2 separate regions of the Homo sapiens genome follow, and region 1 is linked to region 2. A link is an interaction called in ENCODE POLR2A ChIA-PET data of the cell type or tissue named here. Cell type or tissue: K562. All regions are shown on one strand. Each heading gives the region's core, and the rest is flanking DNA. Links, peaks and the distances in the headings are about the cores only.

Region 1 (5,371 bases), core at 308-5,307, 360 kb before region 2:
CCACCACCCAACTGGTAACCATTGGGTGACTAAGTCTCAAGTGACCAGTGACAGGCAAGGAAGGACAGAAAGCCTCTGAGCGATGAGTGACAGGGCCCATCACCAAGGCTGATGCACCCAGGAAATGATGGAGTTTGGGGACAAGTTCCTGCTTAGTCCCCTGCGGGGCTCTTCCTCCTCTCTTTCTACCCCCTTTCCAGTCTTTCTCCTTTTGAGAACAGAACATGCGCCAATTGAAAATTAATTACGATTTTTAAAATTAATGTTTTGTGTTTTTTTCCTGAATAAGTTATTCATCATTCATTATAATATTTGGTATTAGAAAATACCAAAACAAACAAGGAAGAAAATGAAAACCACTAGTAAATTCTACCCAAAAGAGAACCACTAGTAACATTTTGATGCATTTCTTTGAAACTGTCTGTGGAACTGAGCTCACCCAGCTCCGCCTGCCTGGCCTCAGCCCCTAGAGACTGTCTGGGAGGGAGGAGAAAGCTTTGGGAGCCAGAGAGGATAATGGAGGAGAGGTGAGGGGAGGGGTGGGGAAGAGACAGACAAGGAGGATGCAAGGGACAGGAGTAAAGTAAAATGAATGTTATAGCAAATTACTCCCTCCCCTTAGAAACCTCATGTAAGGAAAAAAAGAAAAAAAAATTTTTTTTTGGGTCTCCCAGGCTGGAAAACAGTGGCACAATAATCCTGGCTCGCTGCAACCTTCGCCTTCTGGGCTCAAGCAATCCTCCCACCTCAGCCTCCTGCATAACTGGGGCTACAGGCACACACCACCCAGCCCAGCTAATTTTTGTATTTTTTGTAGAGAGTGTGGGGGGTGGGGGAGGCGGGTTTCCTATGGTGCTCAGGCTGGTCTTGGGCTCAAGTGATCGGCCCACCTCGGCCTCCCAAAATGCTGTGATTATACGTGTGAGCCACTGTGCCTAACCAGAAAAAAAAAGTGTGTGTGTGTATATATATGTGTGTGTATATATATATATATATATTTAGTGTGTTAGGGAGAGAGATGGCAGTTATCATAAGGTGAGGGTGGGTACTAACTCCGGCCTCAGAAGGCCTGGGGGTGGAACTATATTCTAGCAACTTAGGAGCCAGGAGAGAGAGAATAAATCAAAAGTAAAAGCTGCCAAATAGATAACTTCATTTAAATTTTAACAACAACCCTTCAGCCAGTATTATCATCTTTTTTACTCCTTTTCTGAGACTGAATCTCACTCTGTAGCCCAGGCTGGAGTGCAGTGGCGCAATCTCGGCTCACTGCAACCTCTGCCTCCCGGGTTCAAGCAATTCTCCTGCCTCAGCCACCCGAATAGCTGGGATTACAGGCGCGTGCCACCACACCCAGCTAATTTTTGTACTTTTAGTAGAGATGGGATTTTGCTGTGTTGGCCAGGCTGGTCTCAAACTCCTGAGCTCAAGTGATCCACCTCCCTTGGCCTCCCAAAGTGCTGGGATTACAGGCGTGAGCCACCGCACCTGGCCAGTATTATCATCTTTTTACAGAAAGAGAAACTGAGTCTCTAATAAGTTGCTTCAGGTCACATAGCTAGGATGCAGCAGAGCCTGGAGCAGGCTCTAAAGCTGCCATCTTTGCTCAGCACTCTTCAGTCTCCCAGAGTTCCCACAGGCACCCAAACAAAAGCCCCTAGAGTCTGGAGCTGCAGGCTGGGCACATGTGCAAGGATTGGATGACTAATTGTTGCCAGCACAGCATCATGACCACCCCCTCCACCAGCTCCTACCCCCTGAGCCGGGCTGACCCAGCTCTTTTTTGTCATCTCTAAATTTGTCATCTCTCACTGGGGGAGATGTGGACGTGTGTGCGAAGGGTTAGGACATGTGGCTTGCCTGCCCCAAAAAGAGAACTTGATCTGAGAGAAAAAAATGGGTTCTTTGTCTTGCTTGCTCCCTTCCTGCAAGTTGGTTTCCCTCTCTGTCCACAAATTGTGGCAAAAGAGTTTTACAGAAATATTTTTAATGACAATATTTTAAACTATAGCAAGTGGGAGTAGAGTAGACCTCTGAGAGTATTTTCTAATGATCAGGGGCCATGGGGTTATGGGTGGAAGGCAAAAGTTTGTAGAGATTTCTAAGCCCAGCAGAAGCTAATCTCAAAGCTATCGCCCACCCCCTCTGACAGCCACCCTTACCCTGTGGAGGCAGTGGGCAGGGAAGCTGGGGAAAGAAGAAAGGGGAATCCTGGAGGGCAGGTAGAAGGGCAAGTCTGGAGCCTGAAACTGGAAACTGGAGGTGAGAAAAACATGAGCTGTAACCAAGTTAGGGCTGGCCCCGACTTTGCCCTTGACCTGGATAAATGTGGGAGTTGGTGGTGTTAGCCTCTGACCTGTTTCCCCCTCAGGGAGTCAGGACATAGGGAGCTTTCTTTGGCAGAGTGGGGTTGAATTTTTAAGCTGTTACCCTGGAAACCTCTGTTTTTAGGAGGACTCCCCTACATACCCACAAACACAGACATACACACACACTTTTTTAATTACTCATAAGTTCCTAGAAGCCGTATGGGAAGTGATGGTCAGGACTGTGCACAGCTGGAATTGGTTAGTGACCAGGGAAGTGGGAGGGGCTTGGGGATGGCTCAGGGACAGGGCCAGCACATTCTGTTCCCATGATGCTCCAAACTTCCTCAACCCCCATATGAACACTTCCTGGCATTCCCACCCACCCACCACTGCAGCTTGCACACACACTGCGTCGGGCACTGGCCTGCATCAGCTCAGTTGAGAGGACGTCAGACCCAAATCCAGAAGTTCTTCAGTTTCTGCCAAAGTGTGAGGGAGACCAACATCTGCTCCCCTTCTCCATTTCTCAGAAAAAGGTGCTGTCCCACAGGACTCCCCTGGAAATGGCTGGAGGCTTTTCTTTTCTTTTCTTTCCTTTTTTTTTTTTTTTTTTTTTTTTTTGGTGAGACAGAGTCTCACTCTGTCACCCAGGCTGGAGTGCTATGGCATGATCTCAGCTCACTGCAACCTCCACCTCCCGGGTTGAAGTGATTCTCCTGCCTTGGCCTCCCGAGTAGCTGGGATTACAGGCACGTGCCACCATGCCCAGCTAATTTTTGTATTTTCGCTAGAAATGGGGTTTCACCGTGTTAGCCAGGCTGGTCTCAAACTCCCGACCTCAGGTGATCCACCTTCCTCGGCCTCCCAAAGTGCGGGGATTACAGGCGTGAGCCACCACCCCCAGCCTGGTGCCTTCTACTGGTGGTCTTATTCCCCAGCACAGCGCCTGTTGCATGAAGGGATGAATTATAGCCCCTGGGACAAGGAGGAGACTAGAGAAATGAGAAATGTCAGTGTTCTCTCAGCATCTGGGATGATAGGGAAATGAAGGTAGCACAGGGGTTTTTTGCTGCTTCTAGGAATGGCAGGCTTTTCTTTCAAGAAAACCAAACTGCTTTTCCTAAGGGAGGTAGGATGTGGGTAAGCACTTTGCCCTCTTGTCCTCACCCTGTGACACCAGGAAACAGATCTGTCTTGACGTTGGGAACTGTCATGGGCATGGAAAACCCACGTTTGGTTCCTTTTTTGTTGGCAAAAGGGCTTGATAGGGGATTGGCAAGGGAAAGAGCCCAGCGCTGACCTCTCCTTCTTTTTTTTTTTTTTTTTTTTTGAGACAGAGTTTCGCTCTTGTTGCCCAGGCTGGAGTTCAGTGGCGCAATCTCAGCTCACCACAACCTCCACCTCCCGGGTTCAAGCGATTCTCCTGCCTCAGCCTCCCGAGTAGCTGGGATTACACGCCCGGCTAATTTTGTATTTTTAGTAGAGAGGGAGTTTCTACTAAAACCCAGAGGACGTCAGACCCAAATCCAGAAGTTCTTCAGTTTCTGCCAAAGTGTGAGGGAAATCAACATCTGCTCCCCTTCTCCATTTCTCAGAAAAAGGTGCTGTCCCACAGGAGTCCCCTAGAAATGGCTGGAGGCTTTTCTTTTCTTTTTTTTTTTTTTTTCTGTTTCTTTTTTTTGTGAGACAGAGTCTTGCTCTGTCCTCACCTTGGGTGAGGACAAGAGGGCAAAGTGCTTACCCACAACCTACCTCCCTTAGGAAAAGCAGTTTGGTTTTCTTGAAAGAAAAGGCTGCCATTCCTAGAAGAAGCAAAACCCCCTGTGCTACCTTCATTTCCCTATCATCCCAGATGCTGAGAGAACACTGACGCTTCTTATTTCTCTAGTCTCCTTCTTGTCCCAGGGGCTAGAATTTATCCCTTCATGCATCCTGGTGAGCCACTGCGCCCAGCCTGACCTCTCCTTTAGAAGAGAGTGGTAACTAGATGAGGGAGGGAAAGTTGGGAAAGACCTAGCTCTGTTCGTGCCAGGCCAGCAACTGCAGAGAGGGGTTTTGGGGTGAGAAGGCTGTCCTTGATGACGAAGGGATGCCTTGACACCTGTTTTGATGGGGTGGGGGGTTCTCCGCAACCCCTATTTTGCCTCTAAATTTTTTAAGAAGGATACTGGGTGTTCACCAGTGTGTTTTTATTCTTTTTTAAATGGAATTCATTAATTTGACCACAGGGGAAGGGTTGATGCTGTGTACAAGTATATCTTGCACAGAGGAAGAAAGAACTAAAAGGTTTTAAAGTGGTTTTAAAGGGGCACAATTCCAAACTCAAACTGGAATTGAGCTGTGTGCAACTTTGGCACAATGAGCACTGCTGCTCAGCTGTGAAAGGAGTTTTTGAAATGTGAAATAGGAAAAGATAACTGAGAAAAAAGACTGTTGATCCTAAGGAGACTGTTTTCTCGGATTTTTAATCTTTCTTTGCCTTCACTGGTTTGGAACCGCCTTCACTGTGAATCTCTCCTGGGCAAACAGAATGTGAATTGTTGCCTTCACACAGCCCCACAAACTAGAGGACATTTTACAGGGCTAGTGTCACCCTCCCCAGTGAATTCTTGGAGCCACACAGTCTTGGTGCATAGCATGGTCTTCGGGTCTCAGTTCCCTTCCTAATCCTTAGTGTTGTGGTTTTTAAGTGGAATCAGCATCCCAGACTAAAAAGCAACATTTATAGCTCCTTGAACAAGCCACCAGGGAGGCACAAATACCTCCCTGCTGTCTATAATACACCCTTACAAATCACAAGCTGGCTGTGTGATTGTCACCCTGTTTGACCTGGGGTAAGAGGGCACAAAGGAGGAAGCAGAAGGGGAAATTAAGTCTGAACTAAACAATGCCATAATACAAAGAAATTCCAGACTGCTTTTTTATGCTCTCAACTTCCAGAGGGATCTAAGACCCTGTTAAGTGAAAACTCAGGAAATGTTGACTACATCTTTTGCAAAAGGCTGAAAGACAGAAGACAGAGTGAGGTTGCAGGACCCAAGGATTGATCCCTGGTCTTCAGC
Region 2 (5,371 bases), core at 200-5,199:
GAGCCACCGCGCCCGGCTATGAAGACTATTTTTATAAGTAAATAATTATGAAACCTCTGCAAGTACATTTCCCTCCTCACATTTACGTTCTTAGCTAGGAAACACTGGGAGGTAGAGACTTCTCTGCCTGCAAAGGAATTCTAGATTCTAAAGCAAAGTTGCTTGTGGGACAAAGGAAAAAGATATATACATATCTTCTGTAGAAATTATCCCAAAAACTCAGGACCACTCAGGGAAGACATGGAATTTAGGATAAAGGCAGACCCTGGGAAGCACACAGTTCAGATCACTAGAGAGCTTTGGCTGCTACAGAACAGGAGATAGGAGGGAAGAATGCAGGAGGGTACATGGGAAAGCAGCTGTGAAGTGCACACTACTCCCAGACATCCTCCTGAAAGAGAAGTTAGCACTAAGATAAGGGTAGGTAACAAAGTAAGGAAGAAAGGGAATTAAGGTGAGAGAAAGGCAAAAGCAGAGGGGAAACCTTCTCAAGAAAGGGAGTAATGCTGAAGAATTTAGAGAGTTGAGTAAAAGGTTTATTATTAGTGCAGTCAACACCATGGAACAGCACATACAACACAACCAGCAACCTGCAGAGACACTAGTGCAAAGGGTAGGGAAGCCTTTCACTGAGCTTCCTGGCTCCATCTGAGGGTAAGGACAGGACAGTATGAGCCTTGGTTAAGGCAGGTAGGGGAAAGGGGAGTGGAAGAAATGTAGTAACCAGAGTAAGTATAGCAGCGTTTTCAAATTCCTGAGCACAATGTCCCAGAGCTGGAACCCTACTCCCCTCAAGCTTTCCACCCCAATCCCAGTGGAGCCATGATCCAACTACCCAGACCTGCAGCAAGCTAGCCTGGAATAAAATTCTGAGAGGAAGCCATTACATGGTGGGGAGGAGCCTTTCTATCTCCAACCACACTCCCACCTCCATATTAAAATAATCACACCTATTATCTCTCCCCTTCTCTTACTCTGCCAGTCACTCTAGGGATCAAGGTATACCCCAGGTAACCTGAAATGGAACTGAAGTCCCCAGGGGGGTGTGGGTGAGACACGGCACAGCCTGTACTTAGAGATAAAATTTCTGATTTGCATGGTGAAGCTTAGAACCCAGCTATACAGCTCCAAGGAAACTTGGGGAAGGGGGAGTTGCCTTCAAAATGAATACTCTAAATCCAGAGTTTTATGATAAGGCCCTGGAAGGGCTAGGAGGAAATTTTTCCAGAGGGCACAGGCATCGATGCTGGACTGTCATATCCTTCACAGGAAGAGAGGAAGCTCCTCATTTCAGTTGGGGTTACAGAGGTTTGGGGCAGATATCGTAAGTTCAGCCGAGGACTCCCTTGGCTCTTCCTATATTAAAGCCAAAGGTTGTGCTGAAAAGGAAAAAATATAAAACACACCCCCATCCCTGTCCCACCCTATCCAGAACCCCCACAATAGGAACATCAAAAGAAAAGTTTCAAGTTTGATTTTTTTTTCTTTTTTCCTTTCTTAAAAAAAAAAAAAGGAAGTAAATAAATTAAATTGCCAACAATGTGGCTGAGATAGCCATGATCAGGCCATTCTTAAAAAAAAGAGGGGGGGGGGCAGTAGGTGGAGTTTGTGAAATATAAACAAACAATGGCCAAAGAAAATTATCAAAGTAACTAACTACAGTCACAGGGCTAGAGAGGGGTCTATGGAACAATTATGGCCTGTGCCACAAGAGGCAGTGCCAACCATATTTTAGCAAAAGCTAGGAGTAGCTTCTTGCTAAACACATCAACCCCCAACAGATTAACCCCTACCCTAAACCCTGGCATTCCCTAATTATGAAAACTTGTAGGAAAGAAGAGCTCATCTGGAAATTTTCAGTATCCCAACCTGCATACTGGTAGACCCAGTGGGTGCCTACACCTTTAAGGTGGGCTGAACAGGGATACTGCTTGGCACAGAGGTCCAGTCTTTCCCTAAGGGCCATCAGTGATGGCCAATTAACGGCCTCACTACTTATTTCTAGAGATTTGGCTCCACCCTTACCATTTCTTCAGGATGTCTGCTGCTTAGAGTCAACAGGCCTGACTGCTCTGATTCCCTGGTTTTGGAGGAGAGGGACGATTAGAGATTCCTTCCTCTGTCCTGATCCTCCAGGGAAATTGAATCTCTTTGTGCTTTCTGAAAATAACTGGAACCAGGGACCCTAAGCAGGAAAATGGATGGAGGTGGGGGCTTTCCCACCCAGACTGATAATTTATAGACATTTTAGGGGAATATGGCAAAGGGAGGAAATCTGGGTTTCCCACCTGAAAGGCTGAGCAAACTACCCCAAGGCCCTTCAGTGCCAGAAGGGCAGGGAGATGTGTGGCTCAGGTATAAGCCACAGTATTAAGAATGGTGGGTAGGACTCAGGTCCCAGCTGCTGGAGTGATGGGATTTTCTGATTTCCATCTCTTCCTGATAGCCAGTCGAGTTCTCTTATATCTCTTCCACGCCATGCGCAAATATCATGACAAGGCCTGGCTCTTGCACCATGTCATCCCCCATGTGCTGGTTCTCACAGGCCATCACGACAACAGCCTGCTTGCCAGGGATGCGCTTGGCCACGTAGTTCTCATAGTAGCGTCGGTTCATCTGTCTAGTCTCTAGTGTGGCCAGACCCTGGGGCCAGCTACGCTCGTGGGCATTTTCAATCAGCTCGTTGACAATAGAAGCAGGACAGCCACTCTCCACCAGGGAGCGCTTGATTACAGCCTGGAGCACAGCATCAGGAGTCGAGATCATCCCTCCCCAGCGGGTCACTCTTGCTGGCTGAAGGGAGTTCACCCACCTGTGTGGAGGTGGTTAAAGATGGTCATTCCAGCTCATCTCCTTTCTCTGTATTGGCTTTTTCTGCTAATAGAAATAACTACCCACTCTGCACTCAGCTTACCTATTCTTCCTTCTTTCCTTCCATCATTGGCTCAGAAACCCCAAATCTTTCCCCACTTGGTCCCAACTGAGTCACCACATGTTACTCACCAGATTAAATTCCACAAGTCTGCACTCTGTCTCTGTTACTTTTCTTTGAAATTCCAATACTTAGCACATATAGCGCCTAACACAGTTAGTGCTCTATGTTTAGTGAATAAAACAATTATTCCTCTATCCTATGTCCCACTCAGCACTATTTGCCCTGTATATATTGATTCACACTTACAGTTTACTCTATGAACTGTATAGGACTCCAGAACTGAAAGAGATCTTAGACTTCACTTGTATACTTCGCTTGTTTTTGCTGCATTTTAGAGATCACTTTCCTGGACTTGCACTCTGCCTCCTCTTCTCTGGGTTGTAAGCTACCTGAAGACAGGACGATATCTTCTATTTCTTTTTGGCCCTCCTAGCACTCCACAGCCTTTAATACAGGGCTTTGTACATGGGTACTCACCTAATTCTGGATAAAGTGCATCCTTGGGCAGGCTTTCCCTCCATCCACCCAAACACATAAGACATCCTGTAGTGGAGCTAAGGGTTATCCTCTTCTCCTCTGCCCCTGTCCTTAATGCCAATATCTGAGAAGCAGTGACCCCCAGCCCAGCTCTCCAATGCCCTCCTTCTGCTACTCTCCTGCTCTTCCTCCTTTCAGGCCTTGTTGTCAGGACATGAAATCACTCCACGTCCTGAGTGACACTCACTCTAGGATCTCGTTGTATTCAATTGTCTCCTCCAGGTTCTGAAGGTTGGGGTTGACACTGCGGATTGCACGCATGTATGCCTTTAGCAGCTGGATGTCTCGCTTCTGTTGTGGGGAAGAAGAACAGGAATAATGGTTAAGGCAGACAGCAGAAAAAAGACAAAAGTTTATCCAAGAATGAGGGCAACTGAGAGATCTGAAGAACAACCAGTTTGTAAGCTTCAGGAAGACAGGGATAAGACTGTCTCACTCACAGCTGTCTCCTTAGTACTTACAAATGTGCCTTCACAGAGGAGGCATGTGATAACTGGTAGGTGAATTAATGCTATGAATGGGATGAAGAAAAGTCAAGGAGAGCTCCAATCTGATTCCCTGCTAAGCCACAGGCAGAATATCCACTCATCTAGGCTCACAAGTGTAAGCACTGGTCTGTGTGTTCACAACTGGTTTTTATTACCCACAGGCAGGCAGTTATCTGCATATGAGGGATATGTTCTCCCCCGTGTCTTGGGGCCTACCTGCTCCGCCAGCTGGTGTTTGTGTTCAGCTGACGTCTTCTCCAGCTCTGCGATGCGTGTCTGCTGCTGCTGTACCACTGAGCGCAGGTGCTTAATGCAGTTATGGTTGGGCAGCTCATCTTTGGGCATCTCCAGGCTGCAGACCAGGGTGGGGAAAGAGCAGAACAGAGGTGATCCCTGGGACATGTATGCAAATGGCCTATTCTGTGGCAGATAACTGCTAAGTAGATTTTGTCCTACCCAAAATTTCTAACATTCATTTCAGGCCTCCCTCTTGTTTATTCCCTTCACTTTCTTCGTCCAAGCTTCCTACTTGCCCCTTTGCTGTCTATTTTCCTTAAATTTCTTTCCCCAATCAAGACACAGTGTTTTATCTATTTTTTAAATTTATTTTATTTTGTATTTTTATTATTTTTTTTGACACGGAGTTTCGCTCTTGTTGCCCAAACTGGAGTGCGATGGCATGATCTCAGCTCAGCGCAACCTCTGCCTCCCAGGTTCAAGCGATTCTCCTGCCTCAGCCTCCCGAGTAGCTGGGATTACAGGTGCGCGCCACCATGGCCGGCTAACTTTTTGTATTTTTAGTAGAAATGGGGTTTCTCCATGTTAGCCAGGCTGGTCTCAAACTCCTGGCCTCACGTGATCTGCCCCCCTCGGCCTTCCAAAGTGTTGGGATTACAGGCGTGAGCCACCGCGCCTGGCCTTTTTTTTTTTTTTTCGAGACCAAGTTTCACTCTTGTCACCCAGGCTGGAGTGCAATGGCACGGTCTCAGCTCACTGCAACCTCCGCCTCATGGGTTCAAGTAATTCTTGTGCCTCAGCCTCCCGAGTAGCTGGGATTACAGGTGCCCACCACCACACCTGGCTAATTTTTATATTTTTAGTAGAGATGGGGTTTCACCATGTTGGCCACGCTGGTCTTGAACTCCTGACCTCAGGTGATCCGCCCGCCTCGTCCTCCCAAAGTGCTGGGATTACAGGCGTGAGCCACCGCACGGGGCCTATTTATTTATTTTGACACACTGTTTTTATCTACTGCACAGCTCTCCTTTTCCTCCTACAGATTCTGCCTGTGCACTTATTCCTTCAGAGAAGCCCTATATTCACAGCCCCAGCTATCAACATTCTTTTTATTTTTTAGTTAGGGGGAACAGAGTCTCATTCTGTCACCCAGGCTGGAGTGCAATGGCGCGAT

Evidence for each region. Peaks named below come from ENCODE experiments on the same cell type or tissue, not always from the same donor. Only the 100,000 strongest peaks of a DNase experiment are listed, where the experiment ranks them.
Region 1: POLR2A ChIA-PET joins it to region 2 with 5 read pairs; 1 of 35 experiments calls an interaction of 5 or more read pairs at or near these places.

Annotation. Positions count from the first base shown.
Region 1 is chr12:55,845,491-55,850,861 of GRCh38, forward strand. No RefSeq gene overlaps it. Among named protein-coding and RNA genes, the nearest start is that of MMP19, 5.2 kb to the left of the region's middle. In K562, for the core only: no CTCF peak of the experiment used is centred there; a DNase peak (open chromatin) is centred at 2,611; H3K4me3 peaks cover 870 bases.
Region 2 is chr12:56,203,987-56,209,357 of GRCh38, forward strand. It overlaps RNF41 (ring finger protein 41), which reads right to left. Exons shown (of 7, transcript NM_005785.4): 5 at 4,177-4,312; 6 at 3,660-3,763; 7 at 1-2,812. The coding sequence ends at 2,461. Among named protein-coding and RNA genes, the nearest start is that of RNF41, 15 kb to the right of the region's middle. RefSeq lists a silencer at 4,144-4,193. In K562, for the core only: a CTCF peak has its summit at 2,717 (motif pointing right); a DNase peak (open chromatin) is centred at 2,725.